Linked DNA regions of Homo sapiens: all the other regions are linked to region 1. The links are chromatin contacts, found by Hi-C or POLR2A ChIA-PET in ENCODE. All regions are on one chromosome and are shown on one strand. The core of a region is the stretch at or near the end of the contact, and the rest is flanking DNA. Distances in the headings are between cores, read along the strand shown. Region 1 overlaps GAS7 (growth arrest specific 7). Region 2 overlaps GAS7 (growth arrest specific 7). Region 3 overlaps GAS7 (growth arrest specific 7).

Region 1 (3,000 bases), core at 458-2,957:
CAAAAAAAGCTATTCTCAAACGTCAAAAATGGCATTCAGGATAGAGAAGATCACACAAAATGAAGCAGAACTAGGCAGCATCTTATAGTTGAAGGAAATAAGGAAATAAGATTCCTTGGGAAATTGCAGGAGGTTTAAAAACCTCCCTGCAAAGAGGACTGAAAACTTCATCCATGCAGAGGAATGGTAAGATGCTAGGAACAGGGGCAGCCTTAAAGGAGCGCTTCTCAAACGTCAGAGCGCATCAGAATCACTTGAAGGACTGGTTAAAACAGATTGCAGCTGTTAGGCACTGACTAAGACTTGGTCTGTTTCATAGACTTGGTCTGTTTCATACTGAGATGGTCAGTTTCAAGCCAGTCCTATGATGCTGTGTGATATAAGCATCACAGTCCTCTGGAGGCAGCATTAAAATGCAAATTTCTGGGTCTCACCCCTAGAGTTTCTGATTTAGTAGGTCTGGGGTAGGGCCTGAGAAATTGCACATCTAACAAGTTCCCAGGTAACGCTGATGCTGCTGGTCTGGGGACCACACTTCGAGAAACACTGGTCTAGAAGGCAACAAAGGGCAGGGTTTTCTCTGCACCAGGTGCTACCTTTATCCAGGTGTTGGAGGTAGGACCCTTTAAAAGAAAGGCATAAGAATCAAAACAACCCACCAATTACTCTTGACTTGAAAGCACCCTCTGCCTGCACCATTTCCTCCAAACGGGTGGTAATGATGAAAACTACAGAAATGACATCAGGTTGGTCAGAGAGATCTAGGAAAAGAAGAGTGAACGCAACAGGGCAGATTCACTGAGAGTCATGAAATCAGCCAGGTTCCCAGATACTCAGGTCGTCATGAAAGTTCCTTGAGATTTTCATCTCTGTCTCTAAATTCTGCTAGTGAAGAAAGTTCTGCGTTTGCACACCTTGTTATAAGAATCTACTCTTCATACGAAAGAGTGGAGCCAGCTAGGTGGGATCGCAGCATTCAAAAATCACCATGTGCCCCTGGCCCTTTCTGTTCTTCCGCTTCCCAAGGCTTTGCGTCTGCTCTGTCTTCTCCGTACCTTTCTGCAGTGGCACCCATCTACCCAATCAGCACATACCATTTGTATATACCAGGAGCAGAAAGCAAGCGAAGTCTTGGTCTGAGACAAGGAGTCATCATCTCCTTGCCTTCCAGCCTGGCACACTCCTTCTCCAGTGGCAGAGAGCACACGGGCTGGGCATTGTTGGATGCTCCTTGTATCATATAAAAACAAACAAACAAACAAAGCCCTGGGCCTTTTCAGGCTCAGGTTCACGTTCACACAGCTTGGCCCTGGAACAAACCCCTGATGGCCAGAACATAAGACCACTTGTTTAACGTAGCAACACCCCAAAATACAACTAGAAGATTCGAGCAGGAAAGAGGGAAGAGGACACGAATAAAAACAGAAATCTGAGAAAGATCAAGAGAAACAGAGGAGCAAGAGGGTTATGCTAGGGAATGGGAAGCAAAAGAAAGTCTTGGTGCTAAGCTCCAGCCCTCTCCTCTATTTCAGAGAAATTATTTTTATCCTACTTATAAACGTAATACAGGTCCAGGGAAGAAACACTGGAAAACAGAAAAGTAAAAAGAGGAAATAAAACCCTCCCTAATCCCATGCCTTGGAAAGAAGCACTGTGAACAAGCACCTTCTCCCCAACTTGATGAGGTGTCGTCTCACTGCCGGGAGACACCCAGCCAGCAGGAATCGGGGAAAAAAGGGAAGTGGAGGCAGGAGCTGAGCGCTCCCCTGCAGCGGCCATCAGGGTTGTCTCTCAGGGGAAATACAGAGCCTGAAAGGTTTTAAAAACTAGCCCAACTCTCTCTTTTAGAGATGGGGGAATTGCAATTTCAGGATTCTGGAAATGCAAGGAAGAGCTTAACATAACCAGGAAACAGCACAGCTGCAGGCAAGACCTTCAGCCAAGTCCTCTCTGGTATGGTTCAGAGCAGCCAAGAGAAGGATCAAAAGTATTTGGAAATTAATTGTTTTTTAAGTCCCTCTTTTCTGCAGCTTGTACCAAAAAACAAAAACACATAATTTTAAAAAAATCCATCTCTCTTGGAACTGCCACCAAGACAGCTCTTCTAAGCAAGAGCCTGCACCCCACATTCACCGATGGCCTGGCAAGGCAATGGGAAAACAAGCCACCCTTCCTGCTGCTCATGCCACCTGAACCTCATGCCGGGTATTGAAATGTAGGGGACAGATTGCAACCTGTTTACAGCATCCTAGCGGACACGATACCACTGCTTAGCTATCAGTGCTCAAAGATAACCACTAGTGTGGGGCGGGGGAAGTGTGTCAGTTTCCAGGGGGCTGCTATAACAAAATGCCACATTACTGGGTGGCTTAAAGAACAGAAACGTATTGTTACAGTTCTGGAAGCCAGAAATCTGAAATCAAGATACTGGCAGGGTTGGCTCCTTCCAAGAATCTGTCCCAGGCCTCTCTCCTAGCTTGTGGTGGCCTTGGGCATTCCTTGGCTCGTAGATGGCTTTCTCCCTGTGCCTTCGCAGCGTCTTCCCTCCATGAGTGTCTGTCTCTGAGTCCACATTTCCTCCTTGTGATGAGGACCCCAACATATTGGATATAGGTCCACTATACTCCAGGAAGACCACATCTTTTTATTTTTTTAATTATACTTTAAGTTCTAGGGTACATGTGCACAACATGCAGGTTTGTTACATATGTATACATGTGCCATGTTGGTGTGCTGCACCCATTAACTCATCGTTTACATTAGGTATATCTCCTAATGCTATCCCTCCCCCGTCCCCCCATCCCACAACAGGCCCGGGTGTGTGATGTTCCCCTCCCTGTGTCCAAGTGTTCTCATTGTTCAATTCCCACCTATGAGTGAGAACATGCAGTGTTTGGTTTTCTGTCCTTGCGATAGTTTGCTGAGAATGATGGTTTCCAGCTTCATCCATGTCCCTACAAAGGACATGACCTCATCCTTTTTTATGGCTGCATAGTATTC
Region 2 (2,772 bases), core at 140-2,639, 150 kb after region 1:
TTGCAGTGAGCAGAGATGGTGTCACTGCACTCCAACCTGGGCGACAGAGAAAGACTCCGCCTCAAAAAAAAAAAAAAAAAGAATCCTCTCTTGAACAGAACGGTATCAGGTCAACTGGATGATGAATAAATGATGGAGAACCCTGGCCCATATGATCCAATAAACCATCTTCCTGCTCCAGAAGGTTGCTGCAAGGCATGTCAGCCTAAATAGAAGAGGATCCATTTTTGTTCATTTTTATGTATTTATTTTGTTTTATTTATTCATTTATTTTGAAACAGAGTCTTGCTCTATCACCCAGACTGGAGTGCAGTGGTGCGATCTTGGCTCACTTCAACCTTCATCTCCTGGGTTTAAGCGATTCTGCTGCCTGAGCCTACAGAGTAGCTGGGATTACAGGTGCCCGCCACCATGCCCAACTAATTTTTGTATTTTTAGTAGAGACAGGGTTTTGCCACATTAGCCAGGCTGGTCCCAAACTCCTGACCTCAGTTGATCCACCCGCCTTGGCCTCCCAAAGTGCTGGGATTACAGACGTGAGCCACCGCGCCCGGCCCCATTTTGAAATAACATATCTCACCTTATAGAATTTTAGGATACTGCAGCCGAAGAACACAAAAACCAACTTATATTTTTGTGACTTTCCATCAATTCCATTTGAGGATTAGAGGTGGAAAAGAGGTAGAAACAGTTTGGCAGTTCTTTATTAAGCACAGAGTCCTCATACAATCTAGTAATTCCACTCCTAGCTAGAGACCCAAGAGAACTGAAAACATGTCCCACAAAAAAACTTGTACACCAATGTTTGTCACAGCATTATTCACAATAGCTAGAAAGTATAACCAATTCACATGTCCATCCACTGATGGACAGGTAAAACGTGGCATATCGGGATAATGGAATATTATTCAGCCATGAAAAGGAATGAAGTGCTGATGCATGTTACAATACAGATAAACCTCGAAAACATTACACTAAGTGAAATAAGCCAGACACAAAAGGCCAGATATCATGTAACATTATTCTGTTTCTATGAAATGCCTAGAATAGGCAAATCCACAGAGACAGAAATCGATTAGTAGTTGTTGGTTGTTAGGGGTAAGGAGATGGGGTGAATGGGGAGTGACAGCTAACAGGGAAGGGGTTTCTTTCTGAGGTGATGGAAGTGTTCTGCAGTTAGTGAATATATTAGAATACTACACAGTGAATATACTATAAACCACTGAACTGTATACTGTAGAGAGCTGAGTTTTACGTTATGTGAATAACATCTCAATAAAGAAAAAAATATTAACTATTTTTTAAAGACCTAGAAATAGTGGTTAACCAACTAATCAGGAATTAAAAGGGCAGCATACCAGGTGATGACTCATTCACCAACTCCCAAGAGGAAGTGTGGTTGTGACATTTACGTTGATTTCATCTGACCTCCAACCTCAAACCCCAGGCACTCTCTTGCACACTTCAACTTTCCGTTTTCCTTTCTCCCTTCCGCCCATTCCCCTTTGACTCTTTCCTTTTCTTCCTCTCCTTTTCTTCTCTTTCTTTCTTTCTCTCAACTGGTTAAGTACACACACACACACACACACACACACACACACACACAAAGTGTAAATGGATACAGTGAAGGTAGTGGGCTTTTGAAATGTAACTTTTCTCCTTGCCTATAGAAGTTGTTGAATGAACACCTATGAGAGGCAGCAAATTGGAGTCATCTGGACTCAGTAATGAGGCTGTTACATTTCTTTTTTTTTTTTTTTTAGACAGGGTCTCACTCTCTTGCCCAGACTGGAGTGCAGTGGCACGATCTCGGCTCACTGCAACCTCTGCCTCACAGGCTCAAGCAATTCTCCTGCCTCAGCCTCCCGAGTAGCTGGGATTACAGGCATGCATCACTACCGCCCAGCTAATTTTATATTTTTAATACAGACAGGGTTTCACCATGTTGGCCAGGCTGGTCTCGAACTCCTGACCTAAAATGCTCCACCCACCTCGGCCTCCCAAGCTGCTGGGATTACAGGCGTGAGCCACCGCACCTGGCCAAGGCTGTTAAATTTCATTCAATCCAGGCATCATCATGGTGTGACCATAAGTGAGCAAGTCACTTTACTTCTGTGCCTCAGTTTCCCCACCTGTAAAATGGGGACAATAGTAGAACCTAACGCATGAAGTTGTTGTTAGGATTAAAAAGAATAGAACAAAGCTTGACACCCAGCAAGTGCTCTACAAAAAAGTAGAAGCCTGTGAACTGAGGCTGGTTCTGAGGTTCCCTGGACCTGACTTAAAAGCATATTTCCAGATGTCAGACTTCTTCTTTTTTTAAGTTTGGTTATTTTTTTTTAGAGATGGGGTCTTGCTCTGTTGCCCAAGCTGATTTCAAACTCCTGGGCTCAAGTGGTTCTCCTGCCTCAGCCCTGCTAGTAGCTGGGACTATAGGCACAGGCCAACATACCAAGTTAAAGGGTTTCGTTTGCTTGTTTTTGTTTTTGTTTTTTTTTTAAATACTTGTCACTGATGAAGCTCAGATGAAGCCTCTTTTAAGTATTGTTTTCTAACAATACTGTTTTCTAACAAAACTGTCACATGTTCATTTTTCTTGGTGATATTTTATCTTGTTATTAAATATTATTCTACGTCATTTAATGACAGCATTTAATGTGATTATAAGAGTCTATCATCAATCTACGTACCTACCTACCATCTATCTATTTATTTACAGATAGGGCCTCACTCTGTCATCCAGGCTGGAGTGCAATGGCATGATCATGGCTC
Region 3 (3,002 bases), core at 320-2,819, 170 kb after region 1:
AATGTCAGATCCTTGTGAGGGTCTCAAAAGCCCTCGTGCTTTGGCCCCACCCACCCCTCAGTCTGGTCACCTCTCTGTCCCCATCTCCAACACTCCCCACACCACACACACTCACTCTGCCCCAGCCACACTGACCTCCTTGCTGTTCCCTGACCACTCCAGGAATGCTCTGGCCTCAGGGCCTTTGCACATGCTGTTCTGTTTTCTGGCTGGAATGCTCTTCTCTCAGCAATCCACGTGCTTACTCCATCGTATCTTCCAGGGCTTTGCACAGATGCCCTCTCCTAATGAGACCTTCTCTGCCCATCCCATTTAAAATGACACATTTTCTAGATCACCATGCAGTTTGCTTAGTTTTCCTTGCTATCTGTCACCCCTAACTAAAATGTAAACTCTATAAAGTCAGGATGTCTGTGGTTTTACTACTACTACATCTCCTACTTTCCAGGTTGTGCCCTGCACACGGCTGGCACTGAACGAGCGTTTGTTCAGTGAATGAGCCCCGTATCTTGTTAATCTGCTGAAAGGTTCCAATGAGAAAGAAAGTGGCCTTTTAAACTTACATCTTCTGCCCAGCAGCTCTGTCACCTCGGAGGTGGTCTCTGAGCTTAGAAGTATCCCTCTGCCACACATAAATACCATCACAGATCCCTGAACAACTCAAAGGCCAGCTGGCACTTTCTGTGGCTGAGCCAGCGAACCACTGGGATCAATTGTCTTCTAAGCTCAGCAATTTGCCTAAGTCCCAGCCAAGGGCAAAAGTCCTCCTAACTCCCAGGCACCATTTCTCTCTCTGTAGCTTCACTTGAGCCGCAAAGAATCCAGGATCCCTCAAGCTCTGAGTTCCATTCATGGAAAATCCTAAAACTTCCTTCATCCCTTCAGTCAGAATCTTTTCCTCTTTTGGTTTGGAAGAAACCCAGAGGTGTTAAAACTGAACATCTTGACCGAATTTCCTCCGGGCAAGCTTTCCCCAAGCTCGCTTACTCCAACACACCAGCCCCTCCTGCCAGACCCAGTCAGAGCCAGACTTTTGAGTAACTTGGTCCAAGCAGGGCTCTGACAGCGAACCCAGAACCCCATTCACAGCTGGCTCCCTGCCTGTCACCAAGAATAGCTCCTTAAATCAGGTCTTCGGGTAACAAATGAGGAACACATCAATTTAGCAGGAAATCGGCTTCCCTTGAAGCGTCTCTGAAGTTTGTTGAGACAAAAGGAATCTACAGTGCTTGAGTAATAGGAAAGACCACCTGCAACTTTTACAGAACTTCTTTTGGACTTGAAAATTCTAAGACGCTAGGGGGAAGAAATCTCGAAAATGAACAAGATCCAAATGCATAAGGATTCATTTCCCATCTCCCTAAATAATCACAGCCACATGCTTCTTATCTGCCATAAAAACCAGGCAGTCCGTGTAAGGGACGGGTGAAGCAGTGAAGAACGCTGGTCCTAAGCAGTGTTGAAACCTCTGATTGGTTGTGTGTCCTGAGCAAATTCTTTGACCTCTCTGAGCCTTTATCTGAGAAATGGAATCCACCTCGCCAGGCTGTTGATAAGATTACATGAGAAATCCTGCATGAAAGCCCTCTGTAACCGCTATAGGACTAAACAAGTGACGTTTCAACACACACAGGAAATGCCACTTAAGTTCAGAACTCTCTGAGGGGCACCAGGAGCAAGCACAAAAATAAAAGACTGTCATCACTTTTGTCTTCAAGAAGCTTCAAGTTCAGCTGGGAAAACAGCACACACAGGACAGCGGATGATCTAGCATTCGCAAAAGCAACATACTAAGAAAAGCATACACCTCCATCTGCTGCTTTCCCCTAAGTGTCCCTCGGGTCTGCTTGTTTGGATTCTAATATCTGCCTAACTACCCATCAATCTGGCTACTTCCTGGACTGCAAAAGACCTCAAAGCTATGTGTAAAAGAAGTCTCTAAATCTAAGCCAGATAGGATGGCCTGCCATGGCAGCCCTCATTCCACTCCTCAGGTCCAGTCCTGGTTGACTTCACCTCATCACCCACCAGCCAGTGCAGCTAACCTCCTTCCTCTGCCGCATGTCCGGCCCTGCCCAAGGATTCCCCAGGGGGCAGCCAATCATCTTGTTCACCTCCAGCACAGCACTGTGCATAACACTCTGTATTGCTCTCAACTTTGCCCCCAGGCCAGCTGAAAGCAGAGGAAAGAAGAAAGGAAAACAGAATTCAAATGGAGCAATTAGCAAAAGGAGAAATGAGGAAGCAGATTAAAAAAAAAGAAGAAGAAAAAAAAAGAAACAGAAAGGGAGACAATCAAAGAAAAAATGAGGAACATACAGAACTATCACTTGACATCTGACTTTATAGCTTAGGAAGGGCTTAACCTCACATTCTGTGGCTTGCGCCTCTTACAACATTCTGCAGGGCTGAGTAAGCAAGGCAGGGAATTTTACACCCATTTAGGAAATGAGCAAACTAAGGCTTGACAGACTTTAATGAAGCGCTTTGTAGCCAGAGCCCCTCACTGCCTACCTTCTTATTTCTCAAGTGCCTTTTCCATTGCCAGTAACCCATGCAGTCTCAACAAAAGACTAAAGATTCAGCATCTGGAGGCAGAACTGAAGACCAGAAAAAGAAGTGGATGGTGTTATTCACAACAGCCAAAACATGGGAACTAGCCAAGTGTCCATCAACTGATGGATGGATAAACAAATGTGGTATATCCATGCAATGGAGTATTATTCAGTCATGAAAAGCAATGAAGTACTGATACACGTCACTACGCAAATGAACCCTGAAGACATCATGTCAACGGAAATAAACCAAATACGAAGTCCACCCATTCTGATTCCATTTCTGTGAAACACCTAGAATAGGCAGATGCATAGAACCAGAAAACAGATGAGTGGTCGCCTGATGCTGGGGGCGGGCGAAGGGAGGAGAATGGGGAGTGGCTGCTTAATGAGTATGGGTTACTTTCGGGATGATGAAACTTCTGGAACTGGATAATGGTGGTGGCT

Evidence for each region. A loop is a pair of places that touch in the nucleus more often than their neighbours do. ChIA-PET counts read pairs that join two places held with the same protein, here RNA polymerase II (POLR2A). Pooled maps may share reads with other maps.
Region 2: a pooled map shows a loop between it and region 1 (3-fold over the local background). The contact joins two enhancer-like sites. A Hi-C loop is called at or near these places in 1 of 168 maps with a recorded cell type or tissue (CD14-positive monocyte), 1 of 37 single-sample maps with no recorded cell type and 4 of 50 pooled maps. POLR2A ChIA-PET finds 5 or more read pairs at or near these places in 2 of 52 experiments (B cell and activated B cell).
Region 3: a loop to region 1 is called in a pooled map, with 2.0 times the contacts of the local background. The contact joins two enhancer-like sites. A Hi-C loop is called at or near these places in 2 of 50 pooled maps. POLR2A ChIA-PET finds 5 or more read pairs at or near these places in 3 of 52 experiments (B cell, WTC11 and activated B cell).

What each region holds. Positions count from the first base shown.
Region 1 is chr17:9,999,769-10,002,768 of GRCh38, forward strand. The region is part of intron 2 of GAS7 (growth arrest specific 7); the gene reads right to left. Among named protein-coding and RNA genes, the nearest start is that of RCVRN, 96 kb to the left of the region's middle. Within about 2 kb of position 1,708, at least 3 of the 41 ENCODE cell types and tissues checked have a DNase peak (open chromatin) inside an H3K27ac peak, as active enhancers do; they include CD14-positive monocyte, where a contact is called at or near this core.
Region 2 is chr17:10,148,847-10,151,618 of GRCh38, forward strand. The region is part of intron 1 of GAS7 (growth arrest specific 7); the gene reads right to left. Among named protein-coding and RNA genes, the nearest start is that of GAS7, 48 kb to the right of the region's middle. Within about 2 kb of position 1,390, at least 3 of the 41 ENCODE cell types and tissues checked have a DNase peak (open chromatin) inside an H3K27ac peak, as active enhancers do; they include CD14-positive monocyte, where a contact is called at or near this core.
Region 3 is chr17:10,170,267-10,173,268 of GRCh38, forward strand. All of the region lies in intron 1 of GAS7 (growth arrest specific 7), which reads right to left. Among named protein-coding and RNA genes, the nearest start is that of GAS7, 27 kb to the right of the region's middle. RefSeq lists enhancers at 557-1,383, 1,384-2,209. Within about 2 kb of position 1,570, at least 11 of the 41 ENCODE cell types and tissues checked have a DNase peak (open chromatin) inside an H3K27ac peak, as active enhancers do.